Regions from separate parts of the Homo sapiens genome. Here region 2 is linked to region 1. A link is a contact called in ENCODE Hi-C or POLR2A ChIA-PET data. All regions are on one chromosome and are shown on one strand. Each heading gives the region's core, a stretch centred on a gene start or an enhancer-like site at or near the end of the contact. The rest is flanking DNA. Distances are from core to core; before and after follow the strand shown. Region 1 overlaps LOC105372631 (a long non-coding RNA gene). Region 2 overlaps LOC107987282 (a long non-coding RNA gene).

Evidence for each region. A loop is a pair of places that touch in the nucleus more often than their neighbours do. ChIA-PET counts read pairs that join two places held with the same protein, here RNA polymerase II (POLR2A). Pooled maps may share reads with other maps.
Region 2: a pooled map shows a loop between it and region 1 (2.4-fold over the local background). The contact joins two enhancer-like sites. A Hi-C loop is called at or near these places in 1 of 50 pooled maps. POLR2A ChIA-PET finds 5 or more read pairs at or near these places in 4 of 52 experiments (H1, MCF 10A, Panc1 and 1 more).

What each region holds. Positions count from the first base shown.
Region 1 is chr20:45,430,814-45,436,202 of GRCh38, reverse strand. All of the region lies in intron 2 of LOC105372631 (a long non-coding RNA gene), which reads right to left. Among named protein-coding and RNA genes, the nearest start is that of MIR6812, 8.0 kb to the right of the region's middle. Within about 2 kb of position 2,767, at least 13 of the 41 ENCODE cell types and tissues checked have a DNase peak (open chromatin) inside an H3K27ac peak, as active enhancers do.
Region 2 is chr20:45,504,891-45,510,279 of GRCh38, reverse strand. All of the region lies in intron 1 of LOC107987282 (a long non-coding RNA gene), which reads right to left. Among named protein-coding and RNA genes, the nearest start is that of SPINT3, 8.0 kb to the left of the region's middle. Within about 2 kb of position 3,144, at least 2 of the 41 ENCODE cell types and tissues checked have a DNase peak (open chromatin) inside an H3K27ac peak, as active enhancers do.

The DNA of each region.
Region 1 (5,389 bases), core at 1,518-4,017:
CTCTAGGGGAATGAGTGGAAGGGGTGCTTTTAGGATGCTGGTAATGTTCTATAAAATTCACTGGGTTATACATTTCTGCACTTTTTTCTGGATACATTATATCACACCTCAGTGAAAAGTAAATACTGTATGGGGGAAGGAAGTGAATGAAGCTGATCGTGTCTCCACCCGCCTAAAAGCGTTCAGTAGATTCTGATTCTTGTGAATGTGAAATCTGTCCTCCTTTACCAGGTCCACCTGGTGCCCCTGGCTTCATCACCAATGGGCTTACCATGGCCACACGGGTCCTCTTTCAGGCCCTTGTGTCACTCTCTCCCATGCTGACCAGCTCTGGCCACAAAGCTGCCTCTTCCATCACTGGGAGCTCTTCCCCACCTCGGAGCTGTTCCCGTCACCTGGATTGTCTTCCCTCCACATTCCTGCCACCTCCTTCTGCTCAGCCTAAAGGTCACTTTCTCACAGAAGCTGTCCCTGAGCCTCAATCTAAATTGCATCCCCACAAGGACACAAAGATGTGAGCAATAAACACTAAGGATTCCAGAAGGGGGGATGGAGGAGAGCAAAAGTTGAAAAACTACCTGTTGGGTACTATATTCACTGCTTGGGCGACGGGATCGTTGGAAGCCCAAACCTCAGCATCATGCAATACACCCGTGCAACAAACCTGCACACGTACTTTCTGAATCTAAAAGAATTTCTAAAATAAAATAAATTGTACCCCCTTAGTTCTTTCTGAGCACCCTCTTTTTATCTTCATAACACCATCATTTGTATTTATGGAATGATTATGCATCATTATTTGGTAAATGACCTCACCAGCTAGACTCTAAATCAAAAAGGGCTGGGGCTGTATCTGACATATTCTCAGTTGTATCAGCAGCACCTAGCACGGCATCTAACATAAATGATACTTATTTGTGGTTTGGCTTAATACAAAAAAAAAAAAAAAAACTTTGGGAGGGGAGGGAATTCAATCAACAGACAAAAAATAATGCTATGTAGGGGAAAGAGAAACAAAATGTTCACAGGTATTGTATTAGTGTTGTAAGAACATGGGCGTTCTTTTTCTTTCTTTAATATCACCTATTTAATCTCTTATGTTCTTTTTATGATTAAGAAAATAAAAAACCTTACAAATATTTTTGTACTATTTAAAATTAAGTTTTCATTTAAAACATAGACTTCTGGGTGTATTAGTCCATTCTCCCACTGCTATAAAGAACTACCTGACACCAGGAGTGGTGGCTCACGCCTGTAATCTCAGCGCTTTGGGAGGCCGAGGAGGGCAGATCACCTGAGGTCGGGTGTTCGAGACCAGCCTGACCAACATGGAAAAACCCCACATCTACTAAAAATACAAAATTAGCTGGGTGTGGTGGCACATGCCTGTAATCCCAGCTACTCTGGAGGCTGAAGCAAGAGAATCACTTGAGCCCGGGAGTTAGAGGTTGCAGTGAGCTGAGATCGCGCCATTACACTTCAGCCTGAGCAACAAGAGTGAAACTGTGTCTCAAAAAAAAACACAAAAAAACAAAACAAACAAACAAAAAATGGCCGGGTGCAGTGGCTCATGCCTGTAATCCCAGCACTTTGGGAGACCGGGGCGGGCGGATCACCTGAGGTCGGGAGTTCAAGATCAGCCTGACCAACATGGAGAAACCCTGTCTCTACTAAAAAAAAAAATACAAAACTAGCCAGGGTGGTGGTGCATGCCTGTAATCCCAGCTACTTGGGAGGGTGAGGCAGGAGAATCGCTTGAACCCGGGAGGCGGAGGTTGCGGTGAGCTGAGATCGCGCCATTGCACTCCAGCCTGGGCAACAACAGCAAAACTCCGTCTCAAAAAAAAAACAACTACCCGAGACTGGGTAATTTATAAAGAAGAGGTTTAATTGGCTCACGGTTCTGCCAGCTGTACAGGTAGCATAGCTGGGGAGGCCTCAAGAAACTTTCAATCATGGTGGAAGGCAAAGGGGAAGCAGACATGTCTTACATGGCAGGAGTGGGCGAAAGAGAGAGGGGGGAGGTGCCACACACTTTTAAACAACCAAGTATCATGAGATCTCACTATCAGGAGAACAGAAAGGGGGAAATCCACCCCCATGATCCAACCAGCTCCCACCAGGCCCCACCTCCAATATTGGGGATTACAATTTGACATGAGATTTGGGTGGCAACACAAATCCAAACCATATCACTGAGTAAAGTGCAGATGGCAGGATAGTTTCACAATAGAATGTTCATTCTCTGGTTTCTATTGAATTGGATAGGAGAAAAAAAAAAAACAGGTAAAAAAAAAAAAATCAGCAGCAGTAAACCACCATGGGAAACAGTAGAACCTCATTCCATAAACTTCAAAAAGCAGTAGCAACAGAAAAATATAGAATATCTTGATGTGTTTCGTCATGGTCCTATCCCCAACTGCTCTGTTCCAGAAGAGGTGCAGGAGAAAGAGGAAATAATACAAAAGTCCTGAAAATTCTCACCAGTTGTTCCAGTGAGTTGCCTACCAGGATCCATACTTAGTGGCACAAAACAACAACTCTTTTCTGATGCACGTGGATTCTGTAGGTCTGGAATTCAGGCGGGGCTTAGTTGGGGAATTCTTTTGCTCCTTGTGGCCATGTCTGAGGTCATTCTGTGGTACCCAGCTGGGCTGGGCTGGGCTGGAGGACCCAGGATGGCTTCAATCACATGTCTAGGGCCTTGGCAGAAAGGCTAAACTAAAAGGCTAAACTCAGCTGGAACTGTTGGCCGGTGTCCACTGCATGTGTTCTTTTCAGCAGTGGCCTCTGGGTAGTCAGACTTTTCACATGGACATCAGCATCACCCAGAGCCAGCATCCCAAGAGTGCAAGATGGAAGGACAGCCTTTTTTGACCTAGCCTCAGAAATCACACAGTATCTCTTCCACTGCATTCTACTGATCATGATGGAGTCGGCAAGGTCAGCCCAGATTCAAAAAGGGGATTGACCCCAATTCTCAATGGGACAAGTGCCAGAAAAATTGCAGACATGTTTTTAAACTGAGACAGATTAGTTAAAATTTTCCTATATGTAAAATATAACTTCCTCCAAGACCCGTCCCCACCTACCCCCACTGCCCTACTTCCCACTAAAAAAAAAAAAAAAAAAAAAAAAAAAAAAAATCTTGGCCAGATGCAGTGGTTCATGACTGTAATCCCAGCACTTTGGGAGACTGAGGTGGGAGGAACACTTGTATCCAGGAGTTCGAGACCAGCCTGGGCAACATAGCAAGACCCTATCTCTATAAAAAATAAAAAATTAGCCAATCACGGTGCCACAAACCTGTAGTAGTCCCAGCTACTCAAAAGGCTGAGGTGGGAGGATTGCTTGAGCCTGGAAAGTCAAAACTGCAGTGAGCCGTGATCACACCACTACACTCCAGCCTGGGTGACAGAGTGAGTTTGTCTTAAAACCAAACAAACAAACAAACAAACAAACAAACACCTCATCCTATTTTGACATCAAACTCAGCTCCAATTTCTGGAGCTTATCTACATCAAGTCCAGCTGCAAAGAGGCGTCTTGGGTTCTGTTCCGTGGGTAGAGTTTCTCTCCATCTGAAAACCTGTGAACTAAAGAGACATGTTTTCTGCCTCACATGCACCCAACCTGCAATGGCGAGATTGGCACAGGAAACCACTATGTTCACTACCGTTTTAAAAGGGGAAGTTCAGAGCAATCACTGAGCCCCGGCAATTCTGAAATTGAATTGTGCACCTGTTGCCAGAGGTTCTTGGCTCCACTCTGACTCACACTTCCTTTTCCATAAGAAATGGCTCTTGCTTGCAACTGAGTAGCCTTCTTGTCCTGTGTCTTAACAGAATACCTGAAACTGGGTAATTTATTAAAAACCAAATTTATTTCTTACAGTTCTGTAGGCTGGGAAGCCCAAGGTCAAGGGGATGCACCTGGTGAAAGCCTTCTTGTTGTGGGGACCCTCTGCAGAGTCCTGAGGCAGTTCAGGACATCACATGGTGAGGGGGCTGAGCATGCTAAACTATGTGTTTTCCTCTTATAAAGTCACCAGTCCCACTCCTATGATAATCCATTAATCCATTTATCTGTGAATGGATTAATCCATTCATGACCCAATCACCTCTTAAAGACCCCACCTCTCAGTACTGCCACATTAGGGATTAAATTTTAATATGAGTTTTGGGGAGGAGTGTTAGAGAACTGCATGCAAAAAGTCAAGATGCATCCCCAGAAAATTCAAGTCCCACCCAAGCTCTTGGGGTCTCCACAGAGATAAAAAGCCCACCAAGGTTTGCCATTCCCCAAGGCTCAAATTTCTAATTGGTTGGCTGATCCAAAGCTCCAGGGAAACTTTCTCAAAAATGGAATAACACGTCACTAGAGGAAGCCAACTGTGGTTCCAGGAATTTAAGAAAATCTCCAGAGAGCAGAGCCCAGGCTGCCCATCATAGTCAAGAGACATCTCCAATAGCATTCCTTTCTTCCCTCAACCCCATGACTTTAGGCTCCACAGAAGTGTATAGAGGCAAACTTCAGACTGCAATTTGGGGGGTAGGGATGGAAATAACAATAGATCTCAGATATGGTGAGAAGGAAACCAAAGAGAATATACTGACACCAATTAGAATAAGCGAAAGGACAGGGCAGAGTTGCCCAAACTGAGCCTGACGAAGATGAAGGGAAATGACAGAGTAGCTATGCACCATACTACATACAGTTATAAGGAAGAAAGAAAATAAAGCAGGGAGGGAGGGAAGAAAGGAAAAAAAGAAGAAAATTAAAAAGGAAAGGACGCTGGAGAAAAGAAACAGACACAGATAACTGAATTCAGCAGAAAATCTGATAAAAGGAAAAATTTATAGGAGGGCTTTCAGCTTAAAAAACAAAAACTTTAATAAAATAAGACATTAGGCTGGGTTCAGTGGTTCAGTGTTCACACCTGTAATCCCAGTGCTTTGGGAGGCCAAGGTGGGAGGATTGCTTGAGGCTAGGTGTTGAAGACCACCCTGGACAACATAACAAGATTTCATTTCTAAAAATAAATAAATAAATAAATAAATATTTTAAAATAAATAAAAATTTAAAAGACCCTTAAAAATGAGTGTTAAAGAAATAAATTGAAGATCTAGGTAACACCACTAAAAAAACTGCAAATAAATTGAAAATCTCAAGGAAGAAACAAGTCAGAGCTACAAATCAAATTACTAGCATAGAATAAAAGTTGGGGATAGTAAGTACCAATAGCCTGGGCCAGGTGCGGTGGCTCACACCTATAATGTCAGCACTTTGGTTGGCTGAGGTGGGTAAATCACTTGAGGTCAGGAGTTTGAGACCAGCCTGGTTAACGTGGTGAAACCCCGCCTCTACTAAAAATACAAAAATTAGCCAGG
Region 2 (5,389 bases), core at 1,895-4,394, 74 kb before region 1:
GAGAGTTATGTGGCTGCAGAGTAAGAGAGGGGGAGTTTCAGGAAACCAAGGGAAAAGTCTGTGTTTCTTCACTCTCAGATAACACCTGAAACAACCAGACTTCTAGGAGTCAGCAGCTTGTCACAACATCCTTAAAGACATTTATTTCTTCTTGGATACTTTTTTTGTGACCCTGAAGTTAACTCCCACTGCTTGACAGAGAAACAGTACATCAGCAGTTTATCATTATGTTGTGGGAACAAGGAATATTGGGCAAAAAGCAAGTTCAAGCAAACAAGGGCCTGATCAGAATTTTCATTATTTCAGTCACTAAAAATGCTTGGATGCTGAGATCTCAAGGGGCCCTGTTACAAATCCCCACTGCCTTTTTCCATTCCTCATTCATGTAGGAAAAGGGGTGTCATTCTTTTCTAGCTACTTCCTGCTGAAAAAGGGGCAAAGGTGTGGAAACTGAAGAGCAGAATCTATCCATTTGAAGTTGAAAGTATTTCCAGGGGCCGGGCCCATATCCTGCATACTGCAATTCCATTATCTGGGTACTGTTACCTATTGTAGTCTTGGAGCAGCATCTTAATCTATATTTGATGATGACATTAATGAAAACATAACTTACAATAACGATAAGAGAAATAAGCCAAATGTAACGATACCAGAAAATACAGATTGGATCCCTTGTGAGATCCAAGAAAACAATCCAGAATACCAATCACCTAATCCTAGTTAATCTTCTTTTTATCTGTTGCCACCATGAAGTTTGCTCTCTTATTTTATCTACCTGCATTTCAACTTCAACTTCAGCCAAGGTGTTAATATAAGACAAACAGGAGGAGTTGGCCTTGTTCAGCCAGCAGGTAATCTAATGCTATCCCATTATCTAAACAACTTTAGCTAGAGAATCCAAAGACTTGCTGTGCTGTGATAGCAGCACCTTTCTTTAGCTCTAATCCTTAAGTAATGGACATGTTTCTAAGCACGTGGTGATAAACAGCCACTCCCCACCATGGGAGCAACGTATATCTGAAGAAGTACCCTGTGTCATCAGGAATCCTGGCAAATCCACTTCAGAGACCACCCTGTCCCTGACAGACAGAATCTCCTTCCAAAATTCCTTGGGAGAGCCTGGGCAACAGTTTTAGGGAACTTGTCCGGTGTTTGGTAACACTTTCATTATGTACCGAGAAAGATGTCACTGAGTATCCTAATAAACGTTGTCCATGATCTCCCCTCCTAATGCACCTACAGGCCCAGGGTTGGTTTTCCTGACTGCAGATCGAAACATATCCCTCATGAGCAGGCCAGGTATGGTGGCTCACATCTGTAATCCCAGCACTTTGGGAGGCCAAGATGAGTGGGTCAGTTGAAGTCAGGAGTTCAAGACCAGCCTGGCCAACACAGCAAAACCATGTCTCTACTAAAAATACAAAAATTAGCTGGCTATGGTGGTGAATGCCTGTAATCCCAGCTACTCAGGAGGCTGAGTCATGAGAATCGCTTGAACCCAGGAGGTGGAGGTTGCAGTGAACTGAGACAGTGCCACTGCACTCCAGCCTGGATAAGAGAGGGAAACTCTGTCAAGAAAGGAAGAAAGGAAGAAGGGAAGGAGGGAAGGGAAGGGAAGGGAAGGGAAGGGAAGGGAAGGGAAGGGAAGGGAAAGGAAGGGAAGGGAAAGAGAAAAGAAACATATTCTTCAGGAGCACAGGGCACAGTGTCAGTAGTTGAGGCGGTCATTAAAGCCACATTCCCTAGCCCTGGATCTGTTAGACAGTTGCCACACTCAGGTAAGGCTGGGCCTATCCGTTGTCCTTCCTGTGCTATGAAACTGGGGTCAAATGGGGTGCTATCCAGATCACTATCCAGTGAGAATTGTCACAAAGGTCGTGGTGACTCACCCAGGAAATGCAAATCCAAAAGTACACCAAAGTCAGGTACATGTCTTCACTCCAAGCGAGCATTGCACCAAAAGTGGTCACCACTGGCAGGAAAGGAACCAGTGAGGGGTGTCCCCCAGGCAAGGTGCCTAGGCAGCTTTGGGGACTCCCTGTGCACGCAGATCCTGGTTGGGACTGCCCAGCCATGGGCACAAGGTTCTTCCATGGTCGCCAGAATTGTCATAGAACCCCAGATTCAGGCTTGTGTACCCAATGGGCAGCTGATGCCAACATTGATGCATGGGTGTTTGGAGATGGAGAAATGTTTATTCAATGTAACCAAAGCAAGAAGGCAGAAGGGTAAGAGCTCTCAATTCCACCTTAACAACAATAACAAAGTGGGCTTTTAATGTGGCTGGGGAGTAGGGGAGGGGAAGTTTCAGGGAACAAAGGGGAAAAGCCTGTGTTTCTTCCCTCTCAGGTAACACCTGGAACAACTAGACCTCTGGGAGTCAGCAGCTAGTCACAACGTCCTTAAAGTCTTTCATTTCTTCTTGCAAACCTTTTCGTGACCCTGAAGTTATCTCTCCGTTTAACAAGGAAACAGCACATCAGCAACTGTTTGTTTGCAACAAATAATTTTGTTGTGGAAACAAGGAATATTGGGCAAAAAGCAAGTGCAAAACATTTTCATTATTTTAGTCACTAAAAATGCTGGGGTGCTGAAATCTCAAGGGGCCTGGTTACAGTCTCATGACTAAAATTGCATCATTCTATCAATACTCAACAGCTTCAGACAAGACAAACCTTCAGCACAGGTGGAGATAGACAAGTTAGTCCACACGCTCACACAACACTTATCCGCTGTTCACCCACCCTTTAGTGGTCCATCTATCATCCATTTTTTAAAACGGAAATGGCCTCCCAACTGGTCTCAGGGCTTTAGTCCTTGCTCTCTACAGTTTATTCTTAAAAGAACAGCCAGAAAGATTCTTTATGTCCTGATACTCTGCTATTAGCAATCCTTCATTGACTTTTCATCTAACTCAGAGCAAAAGCCAAAATTCATATGAGTACAGTAGTTCCCCCATATTTTCAGTTTCACTGTCTGTGGTTTCAGTTACCCTTGGCCCAAAAATATGAAATGGAAAATTCCAGAAATAAACAATTCATAAGTTTTAAATTGCACATTGTTATTGGGGTGAAATCTTGTGCCATCCTGCTCACGATGTGAATCATCCCTTTGTCCAGTGTATCCACCCTGCACATGCTACCAGCCCATTAGTCATTTAGAAACCAACTCAGTTATCAGATCGGCTGTCACAGTATTGTAGTGTTTGTGTTCAAGTAACCTTTATTTTACTTAATGCCCAAAAAATGCAAGATAAGTGATGCTGGAGTATTGTTATAATTGTTCTGTTTTGTTATTATTGTTGTTAATCTCTTACTATGCCTAATTTATAAATTAAACTTTATTATAACTATATATGTATAGGACAACAACATAGTGTATAGGGTTCAATACTATTCGTGGTTTCAGGCATCCATTGAGGATCTCAGAACACATGCCCCACGGATAAGGGCGGACTACTGAACTTGCCTCAGGTTCCTACCCAAAGGTTTCTGGCAGTTGCTATGGACAGCACCCATATTTCCTTTCAGGAATGAAGTGCCTATTACCCCAGCTGGGAGTTTGGTAGCTGATGGTTCTTAGCTGAGTTCCTCTCCTCTATGGAAACGAAAAGAGTCCAGGTACTACCTCTCTCTTCTGATTGGCTGCTTGAGTGCGAGTGTGTGACATGAACTTAGCCAGTCAGTTGCTCCTGCCCTGGACTTTGGATCTGGAGGGAATGATGCAAAGACCCAACAACTGTTGAGAAAATTTTTCTAATTGTGATGGAGATGGTGAAAGTCTGGAGGTCAAAGAGCATTGAGTACCTGGCAGTGAAGTGCAATTTGTAGCTAGAATGAAACTCTACTACAAACTCAGATATGCTCAAAATGTCTTTTAAAAAATTGTAACTGGCAGCTGGGCACTGTGGTTTATGCCTGTAATCCCAGTACTTTGGGAGGCCGAGGTGGGCGGATCACCTGAGGTCGGGAGTTCGAGACCAGCCTGACCAACATGGAGAAACCCCGTCTCTACTAAAAATACAAAATTAGCCGGGCGTGGTGGCACATGCCTGTAATCCCAGCTACCTGGGAGGCTGAAGCAGGAGAATCGCTTGAACCTGGGAGGCGGAGGTTGAGGTGAGTCGAGATTGCACCATTGCACTCCAGCCTGGGCAACAAGAGCGAAACTCTGTCTCAAAAAAATAAAAAAAAAAATTGTAATTGGCCTGAATTTTCATTTTGATCTTCCATTTAACCAGGTAATGGAAATTAATTTCTGTCATTTCATTAGTTTGACGGCCACATACCCCTAAGGGTTGCCTCTACATTCCAGTGCATTGGCTTAATTCCAAGGCATCCAATGGGAAGTGTGCTTGATTCTTGGTCACTATCATATATACACACTGTTTTATTCCTGCCAGATATTTTTCTGGCAGGTAACTGTTGCATCCTCCTCATTTGATGAGAGCTCACTCAGTGACTTATATGCCCCATAGAACTCAAGAAATACCTCACTGCTGCTCCTTAGAGCTCAAGAAATACCTCACTGCTCTGTACCACCTAGGACTATAGGAAACTCAAAGGGACCCTCTAAAAACCCTATACATAGACCTCCCATGTTCCAATTTCTGATCTACCCTGCAAGGGTTCTCAGTTCTAACTAGTGGTTCCTCAATTCATACTTCCTAGTTGTGGAAGTATACCCTGGCTGTGGTCATTTCTCTTGATTCCCAAATATACCTGGTACCCTATTGGCCTAAGAACCCCCTTCTCAGGATCCCAAACCACCATTCATTTCCTCTGGTTCCCTTCTAACTCTCTTCTTTAAACCTCCAATGGGGAGAATTTTATACATGGCGGGGAGCAGAAAGGAAGCAAGGGGTTGTTAAAACCTGATTCTGGTTTTTCATATATTCTTTCATCTCGTGATCTGCATTCACTCTGATGTAATTAAAACACTTTCTTCCCAAAATTAAGGTTCTAGCTCCGATGGTCTAATGATCTCTAAGATCCCTGATACCCTTAATTGCTCAGTTATCTCCAAATAAGCCCTTTGTCTTAGATCTGAACCTTCTCTTTTGAACTCTACAAGCCAAGAATTTAAATATTCTGCGAGCTGTATAATGCTGTCCTGTCTCCTCCCCAGGCATGAGGTAGAATGTCCAGGTGCCAGAAGTGAGAGAAAGACCAAAGAGAAGTAGATCTACAGGTATAAAGCTCCAATTAGCATCTCAAAGTAATATCCTCTCCATAGGCTTTTAATTACTTTATATATGCATATAAAGTATATATACTTTATATATAGTATATAATGCTATATATTTTTGTATAAATTTATATATGCTATTATAAATGTTTATATATATGAAAATAGTAAAAATAGTACTCATATACAATAAGTATATACT